Regions from separate parts of the Homo sapiens genome. Here region 2 is linked to region 1. A link is an interaction called in ENCODE POLR2A ChIA-PET data of the cell type or tissue named here. Cell type or tissue: OCI-LY7. All regions are shown on one strand.

Region 1 (4,000 bases):
TGGAGGCTGACAAGTCCAAATCTGCAGTGGGGTTGGCAGGCTCAAGTCCCAGGACAGCCAATGATGCAAAACAAGTCCAAAGGCCATTTGCTGGGGAATTTGCTCTTGCTTGGGAGGCTGGTCTCTGTTCTGTTCAGGCCTTTAACTGATTGGATGAGGACCACTCACCTTATGGAGGGCAGTCTGCTTTGCTCAAAGCTCACTGATTTAATGTTATCCAAAATACCTTCCAACTTGACATATAAAATTAGCAATCATGGCCGGGCGCGGTGGCTCACAGCTGAAATTCTAGCACTTTGGGAGGCTGAGGTGGGTGGATTGCTTGAGGCCAGGAGTTCGAAACCAGCCTGGCCAATATGGCGTAACCCTGTCTCTACTAAAGATACAAAAATCAGCCAGGCGTGGTGGCGCATGCTTGTAATCCCAGATACTCGGGAGGCTGAAACAGGAAAATCACTTGAAGATGGGAATGGGAGGTTGCAGTGAGCCAAGATGGCGTCACTGCACTCCAGCCTGGGCAACACAGCGAGAGTCTGTCTCAAAAAAAAAAAAAAAAAAAAAAAAATTAGCAATTACACCTCCTACGGAATGTGGTACAGGCAAGGCCTTTTTAGAGGGCATCAGCCTTCACCACCCTACTCCCAGAGCTTCTCTCCAAGCCCAGCATTTTTAGCTACATTTTTATTGCACATATATTTTATTAGGTAGAAATATATTTTATTAAGTAAAAATTCTAAAACCTATTTGAACCAAATAAAAATAGGCAAGAAAGCATCCTATTGTGAAACAGTTACAAATGCAAAGAATTTAGGAGAGTGGTGAGTTAAGAGGATGTGGGTAGAGTTTATTATAATTGTGTGGATTGTCACCTGTCATGAGGATTACAGTTTGGTAAAAGAAAAATAAACCCTTTTTTCATTTTGAGCCTGGAATATATGTTACTATACACGGTGCAATAAGGGCCTTATTAGATCTACAGGAAAATTCTGTCTCCATTCTAAGGGAGAGTGGCTTGTGGGACCTTAGGAACCCTGGCTCTACTACCCAACCATTGGACAAGTCTTACCTCTTTTGGATGCTGCTAACTCTTCAGAAGAATTCCTTGTGGTGGTATATAACTTGTTGGTTGAAGAATAAATAAATAAAACGTAATTAAAGTCTATATAGCAGCTACTGTTTAACCATATTGTCTCATATAAACCTTGAAAGGAGCTAATAAAGTGGAGGGCATAGTTATATTACTGCTCTTACAGAAACAGCAACCACAATTTTAAGTCTTCTAGTCAGTGTAGGACAGTGTTTTATACATAGGTGCTTAATATAAATATTTGATTTAAAACCAATCTTGTATTTTTTTAATTGTTTTCTTTCTTCCCTTCCACTGGTCTTCTTTAATTTTAACTTTTGGCCGGGCTTGGTGGCTCACGCCTGTAATCCCAGCACTTTGGGAGGCCAAGGCGGGCAGATCACCTGAGGTCAAGAGTTTGAGACCAGCCTGGCCAACGTGGTGAAACCCTGTCTCTACTAAAAATACAAAAATAAGCCGAGAGTTGTGGTGGGTGCCTGTAATCCCAGCTACTCGGGAGGCTGAGGCAGGAGAATTGCTTGAACCCGGGAGGTGGAGGTTGCAGTGAGCCGAAATCACGCCATTGCACTCCAGGCTGGGCAACAGAGCGAGACTCCATCTCAAAAAAAATTTTTTTTAATTTTTATTTAATTATAATTTTTTTTCTAAGTTGGGGTGTTGCCCTGTCACCCAGGCTGGAGTGCAGTAGCACCCTCTTGGCTCACTGCAACCTCAAACTCTTGGACTCAAGCATTCCTCCCACCTCAGCCTTCCAAGTAGCTGGGAACTACAGGTGTGCCTCACTATGCCCAGCCACTGCTTAACTCTGATTTTATCCTCAATCATTGTCTACTGTATGATGAATGCTGTATTTTTTTTTTTTTTAATTCTAGAGAGGAAACCTTTCTGTAGTGTAACTTGCAAAAGAGTTGGTGTTTTTCTTTCTCAGTGATCTCTTACAGCAAATGTTCATTAATTAAAAATAGCTGACCGACACAGGAAACAGCTCATGTAGCAGCTTATGATGTTGTTCTAAAAACAGACTTGAGCTCTCGAGTGCTAGAGAAGCATGAATATTGAAAACATTGCAAACAAATTCAGGTAAAAGTATGGTGTGTTCTAAGAAGGATCTGTGTGCCTTTACGTTAATATTTTTTCTGATTATAAAAGTCGTGTGCTTACTGTTAAAAAGATATTATAGGCCTGGGCGCAGTGGCTCATGCCTGTAAACCCAGCACTTTGGGAGGCTGAGGCAGGCAGATGGCTTGAGTCCAGGAGGTTGAGGCTGCAGTGAGCTATGATCGCCCAACTGTACTGCAGCCTGAGCAACAGAATGAGACCCTGTCAAAGGAAGAAAAGATATTGTAACCATGTATTTTGTAGAAAGTGAAGTTCTCACCCAAGTTATAGCATTGATTTATTCTGGTGGTTTCTTTTTTTGTTGTTTTTTTGAGACGGAGTCTCACTCTGTCACCCAGGCTGGAGTGCAATGGCACGATCTCAGCTCACTGCAACCTCCGCCTCCGAGTTCAAGCGATTTTCCTGCCTCAGCCTCCCGAGTAGCTGGGATTACAGGCGCCTGCCACCACACCTAGCAAATTTTTGTATTTTTAGTAGAGACGGGGTTTCACCATGTTGGCCAGGCTGGTCTCGAACTCCTGACCTCAGATGATCCACCCTTATCAGCCTCCCAAAATGCTGGGGTTATAGGCATGAGCCATTGCGCCCGGCCTATTCTGGTGGTTTCTATCGGATTTTTAAAATACATACGCAAACAGTATATACTTATTGTTTAAATGGAATTATACTATTTATTCAACTTGTTTTTTTATTTATATATACTAGAAATTTTCCACAGAAATCTTTTAAAATTCCCTAATTTGTTATCTTTTATTTATTTATTGAGACAGAGTCTTGCTCTGTCGCCCAGGCTGGAGTGCAGTGGCGCAATCTCGGCTCACTGCAACCTCTGCCTCCTGGGTTCAAGGAATTCTCCTGCCTCAGCCTCCCAAGTAGCTGGGACTACAGGTGTGTGCCACCATGCCTGGATAATTTTTTTGTATTTTTAGTAGAAACAGGATTTCACCATGTTAGCCAGGCTGGTCTCAAACTCCTGACCTCAGGCAGTCTACCCGCCTCAGCCTCCCAAAGTGCTGGGATTACAGGCGTGAGCCACCACGTCCGGCCATTTGCTATCTTTTTAAAGACAACATAGTATTTCACTCTATACCTAGACTACAGTTTGTTTAAACCAATTTTCTTTTTCTTCTTTGTTTTTTTTTTGAGACGGAGTTTTGCTCTTGTTGCCCAGGCTGGAGTGCAATGGCATAATCTCGACTCATCGCAACCTCTGCCTCCCAGGTTCAAGCAATTCTCCTGCTTTAGCCTCCCGAGTAGCTGGGATTACAGGCATGCGGCACCATGCCTGGCTAATTTTGTATTTTTAGTAGATATGGGGTTTCTCCATGTTGGTCAGGCTGGTCTTGAACTCCCAACTTCAGATGATCTTCCCGCCTCGGCCTCCCAAAGTGCTGGGATTACAAGCATGAGCCACTGTGCCTGGCCTAACCAATTTTCTATTAATAGACTTGTGGGTTGATAATATTTTATTTAAAAACTTTTTTTTCCCTGAAAGTCACCATTTTTAGAGCAGATACACTTGTCATTGAACAAATATGTAGTAATTTAATAGTATAATATATTCACATTTTACTATGTGTCTGGCAGTTTTCTAAGAATTATCCTGTGCGAATTAGAATAATTCTACAACCTTATGAGGGAGTTGCTATACCTCTTCCAGAGTTTCAGAAAGCCTCCAAGTTCCATATATGCCATCTCGACCCTCCATAAGATGGACCAAAAGACAGGGTGATTGGATCAGACATGTGAGGACTCCTAAATCCAAAGGAGCAGGCATAAGGCAGCAGCTGCCTC
Region 2 (4,000 bases), 200 kb after region 1:
TTTGAGAACAAAAGACAAGGAAGTTAGTAGTCTAAATTTTTGAAGAGAAACTCAGAGAAATTCATTGTGTCTTACAGTAGGAACCAATCCTTGGGAACCTTGGTCTTGGACTTCTAGCTTCCAGAACTGTGAGACAATACATATCTGCTGTTCTAAACCAACCAGTCAGTGGTACTTTGTTACAGCAGCCCCAGGAAACAAATATATTCCACCACCAAGTTTATGCAGAAAGAGATTCATTCATTCATTTGACAGTCTTGCTCGGTTGCCCAGGCTGCAGTGCAGTGGTGCAATCTCGGCTCACTACAACCTCTGCCTCCTGGGTTCAAGCAATTGTCCCACCTCAGCCTCTCGAGTAGCTGGAGCTACAGCCGTGCAGCTCCATGCCCAGCTAATTTTTGTATTTTTAGTAGGGATGGGGTTTTGCCATGTTGCCAGGCTAGTCTCGAACTCCTGGCCTCAGTGATCTGCCTGTTTGGCCTCCCAAAGTGCTGGGATTACAGGCGTGAGCCACCACACCCGGCCCGAAAGATATTTAATATGGGAAATTAGATGCTTATAAATCTGTTAGAGTGCCTGGGAAAAACAGGTGTTAGCTAGACATCCAGGAATTACTTCCCGAACAATGTCACAAAATCAGTACACCAGAAGTTACTGTATATTTATCATAAGCGACAGCTGGCTCTCGGGATCTTTTTATCTCGACTGTTATCTGAGAATCAGGAAAATATCATCAGAACCATTAAGTCCAGAACCACGTCATGCTTCCCATGATCTTGCGTCCCAGAGTAGGTGTCCCTTTTGTTTGTCATAGTGTACTAGGGAGCCTTTAGATCTGCAAAGGTAGCAGCTAACCAAGGGCTAAAAGTGAAATTTCTCTTCACCATCAAATATGAGCAAATTGAGTTTGTGTGAGGGAGACAAAAAACAGAAAAACAGAGAAGGGAGATATGAAAAGCTTCTAAGAATGTCAAACAACATTTGAGAACCTGGAGTAGAGTTGTAAAGAGGCTAATGAGAAGGCTTGAGAAATGGGGCAAGTGAAGTAGTTTAAATGCAGGGATGTCTAACATATAATTTTCAGTTGTCACTGCTGTAATTTAAAATCACTATTGCTGGGCGTGGTGGCTCATGCCTGTAATCCCAGCACTTTCAGAGGCCAAGATGGGCGGATCACCTGAGGTCAGGAGTTTGAGGCCAGCCTGGCCAACATGGCAAAACCCTGTCTCTACTGAAAATACAGCCGGGCGCAGTGGCTCACACCTGTAATCCCAGCACTTTGGATGTCTAGCTAACACCTCAGGGCGGATCATCTGAGGTCAGGAGTTCGAGACCAGCCTGACCAACATGGAGAAACCCCGTTTCTACTAAAAAAATACAAAATTAGCCGGGCGTGGTGGTGCATACCTGTAATCCCAACTACTCGGGAGGCTGAGGCAGGAGAATCACTTGAACCCGGGAGGCAGAGGTTGCGGTGAGCTGAGATCATGCCATTGCACTCCAGCCTGGGCAACAAGAGCGAAACTCTGTCTTTCAAAAAAATAAATAAACAAAATACAAAAATTAGCTGGCGAGTGGCCCACGCCTATTGTAATCCCAGCTACTTGGGAGGCTGAGGTGGGAGAATCCCTTGAACCCAGGAGGCAGAGGTTGCAGTGAGCTGAGATTGTGCCACTGCACTCCAGCCTGGGCTACAGAGCGAGACTTGATCTCAAAAATAAATATATAAATATAAATAAAATAACTCTATTATCTCAAATAGTTTCTAAAATATGCCACAAATTTTGATGGTAGGAGGATAAAAAGAAGGGCTACGTTCTATTGGGGTGTGGGTGTGGAGCAAAGGGAAGAAATCAGGACCATATCTTAACTCCCAAGTTATTTTGTCGTTAACTGCTCTTAATTGTGTTGTCACACTGCCCTCTCATGGTCCCGTCAGTATCTCACCAGATTCAATTTCTGGCTTCTGAACCATCTGGCCAATTCCACCATCTGCAAACAATTTCCTGCACCTGCTAACAAAGTATGTGTTAAGCTTGAGGCCTGGGGAGTAGCAAATTGATTAAAGCTGTTTACTTTATCATCTTTGCAAAACACGGGCAGTTTCCAAAATATGACAAAGAGGCTTCCCCAACAGAGCTGTATATTTTATATTAACATTAGATCCCCACTAACCGCTATGATTTGAAGGTGCAGATACCGGCATCTTGGCTGTGATTGATGATCAAAATGTTGGCATAAAATGATATTGGACACATGCGATAAAAACAGTCTGACCTTTTCCAAGATCGATTAATTTCCAGTTATTAATTTAATCCAAAATAAACTTCCTCTAATTCGGGATTTTAAGTTAGAACAAAGCCAGGCTACTCCCTAGCTAAGTAACTTGGCATCTATTCTAATGAGGAGTCCTATGCCAAGCCAGACTCATATGTGTTGGTGAGATTTGATTGCCAGTCCTGGTTGCAATTATATCAATTCAGAGCTGCTTAAATCCTTGTTATTCCAGATTTTCCAAATAAAAAAGAAAAGAAAACCCCATATCCAGTAGACTAATATTATGTAACACGCTTCATACGAGGTAGTGGGGGAACCCAGCTAAATAAGATAATCACTTCTGCCCTTCGTGAGCTCACTATTGGTGAAGGGGGAGGGCATGTTAGTGCCATATCCACGGTTCCTCCCTACTCTCCAGCAAAATATACTGCCTGGCTAAGATCCGTATGCCTAACAAGTACTTCATCAATATGTGTTGAATTAATGAAGAAAGGAATAAATACACGAGGCAGAATGTGTAGCGGTTGAGAGTTTGCTGCCGGGCATGGTGGCTCACACCTGTAATCCCAGCACTTTGGGAGTCCGAGGCGGGTGGATCACCTGAGGTCAGGAGTTTAAGACCAGCCTGACCAATATGGTGAAACCCAGTCTCTACTAAAAATACAAAAATTAGCCTGGCGAGGCGGTGTGCGCTTGTAGTTCCAGCTACTGGGGAGGCTGAGACAGGAGAATTGCTTGAACCTGGGAGGCAGAGGTTGCAGTGAGTTGAGATCGCACCACTGTGGCGACAGAGTAAGACTGTTTCAAAAAAAAGAAAAAAAAGGGGGTTTGCCAAAAAGCCCCTTTTCATCCCATCTCTGCCACATACTAGCTGTGTAAATTTACCACTTCACTTCAATCCCTGGAGCCTCCGTTTCTACATCTCTAAACCTACTTCACGAGGCTCTGATAAAATGCTTAGTATAGTGCCTCACATACAATAAGCACTTAAATAATAGTTCAATAATATTGTGTGAAAAGGGCAACAAGGAAAAATGGAGAAATTCATATGGTTAACTATGGGGATTAGAATTCTGATGTTATGTGCTGTACAGCACATGTACATTTAAAAATATGGGAAAGTTGGCCAGGCGCAGTGGCTCATGCCTGTAATCCCAGCACTTTGGGAGGCTGAGGCGGGCAGATCACGAGGTCAGGAGATCAAGACCATCCTGGCTAACATGGTGAAACCCCATCGCTACTAAAAATACAAAAAATTAGCCGGGTGTGGCGGTGGGCGCCTGTAGTCCCAGTTATTCGGGAGGCTGAGGTAGGAGAATGGCGTGAACCCAGGAGGCGGAGCTTGCAGTGAGCTGAGATTGCACCACTGCACTCCAGCCTGGGTGATAGAGCAAGACTCTGTCTCAAAAAAAAAAAAAAATATATATATATATGTATATATATGGGTAAGTTACTGAATTTGGGGAAGTTCTTCAAGGTGAATAAAGAAGTTTATTCTTGCAAACCAATTTATTCCATGAGATAGGAAACATGATCTTTGGAGACATTGACTCACATGCTTACAGTTCTATAACCAGAGAGAGAAAATATTTTTGTTCAAATTCAGGTTAGGAAATTCTCAGAGAAGGATTCTAAATGGTCCTGCAGGTCCATCCCTAGACCAATCACCTTAACCAGGTGCAGTAGGCCCCTCCAATAAGTCCATGTCCTAATCCCTGGAGCC

Evidence for each region. Peaks named below come from ENCODE experiments on the same cell type or tissue, not always from the same donor. Only the 100,000 strongest peaks of a DNase experiment are listed, where the experiment ranks them.
Region 2: POLR2A ChIA-PET joins it to region 1 with 7 read pairs; 5 of 35 experiments call an interaction of 5 or more read pairs at or near these places.

The regions. Positions count from the first base shown.
Region 1 is chr12:32,466,328-32,470,327 of GRCh38, forward strand. The region is part of intron 1 of FGD4 (FYVE, RhoGEF and PH domain containing 4); the gene reads left to right. Among named protein-coding and RNA genes, the nearest start is that of FGD4, 69 kb to the left of the region's middle. In OCI-LY7, no CTCF peak of the experiment used is centred here; a DNase peak (open chromatin) is centred at 2,074; H3K4me3 peaks cover 940 bases; H3K27ac peaks cover 2,307 bases.
Region 2 is chr12:32,670,173-32,674,172 of GRCh38, forward strand. No RefSeq gene overlaps it. Among named protein-coding and RNA genes, the nearest start is that of DNM1L, 7.1 kb to the right of the region's middle. In OCI-LY7, CTCF peaks have their summits at 1,925 (motif pointing left) and 2,125; DNase peaks (open chromatin) are centred at 1,959 and 3,299; H3K27ac peaks cover 516 bases.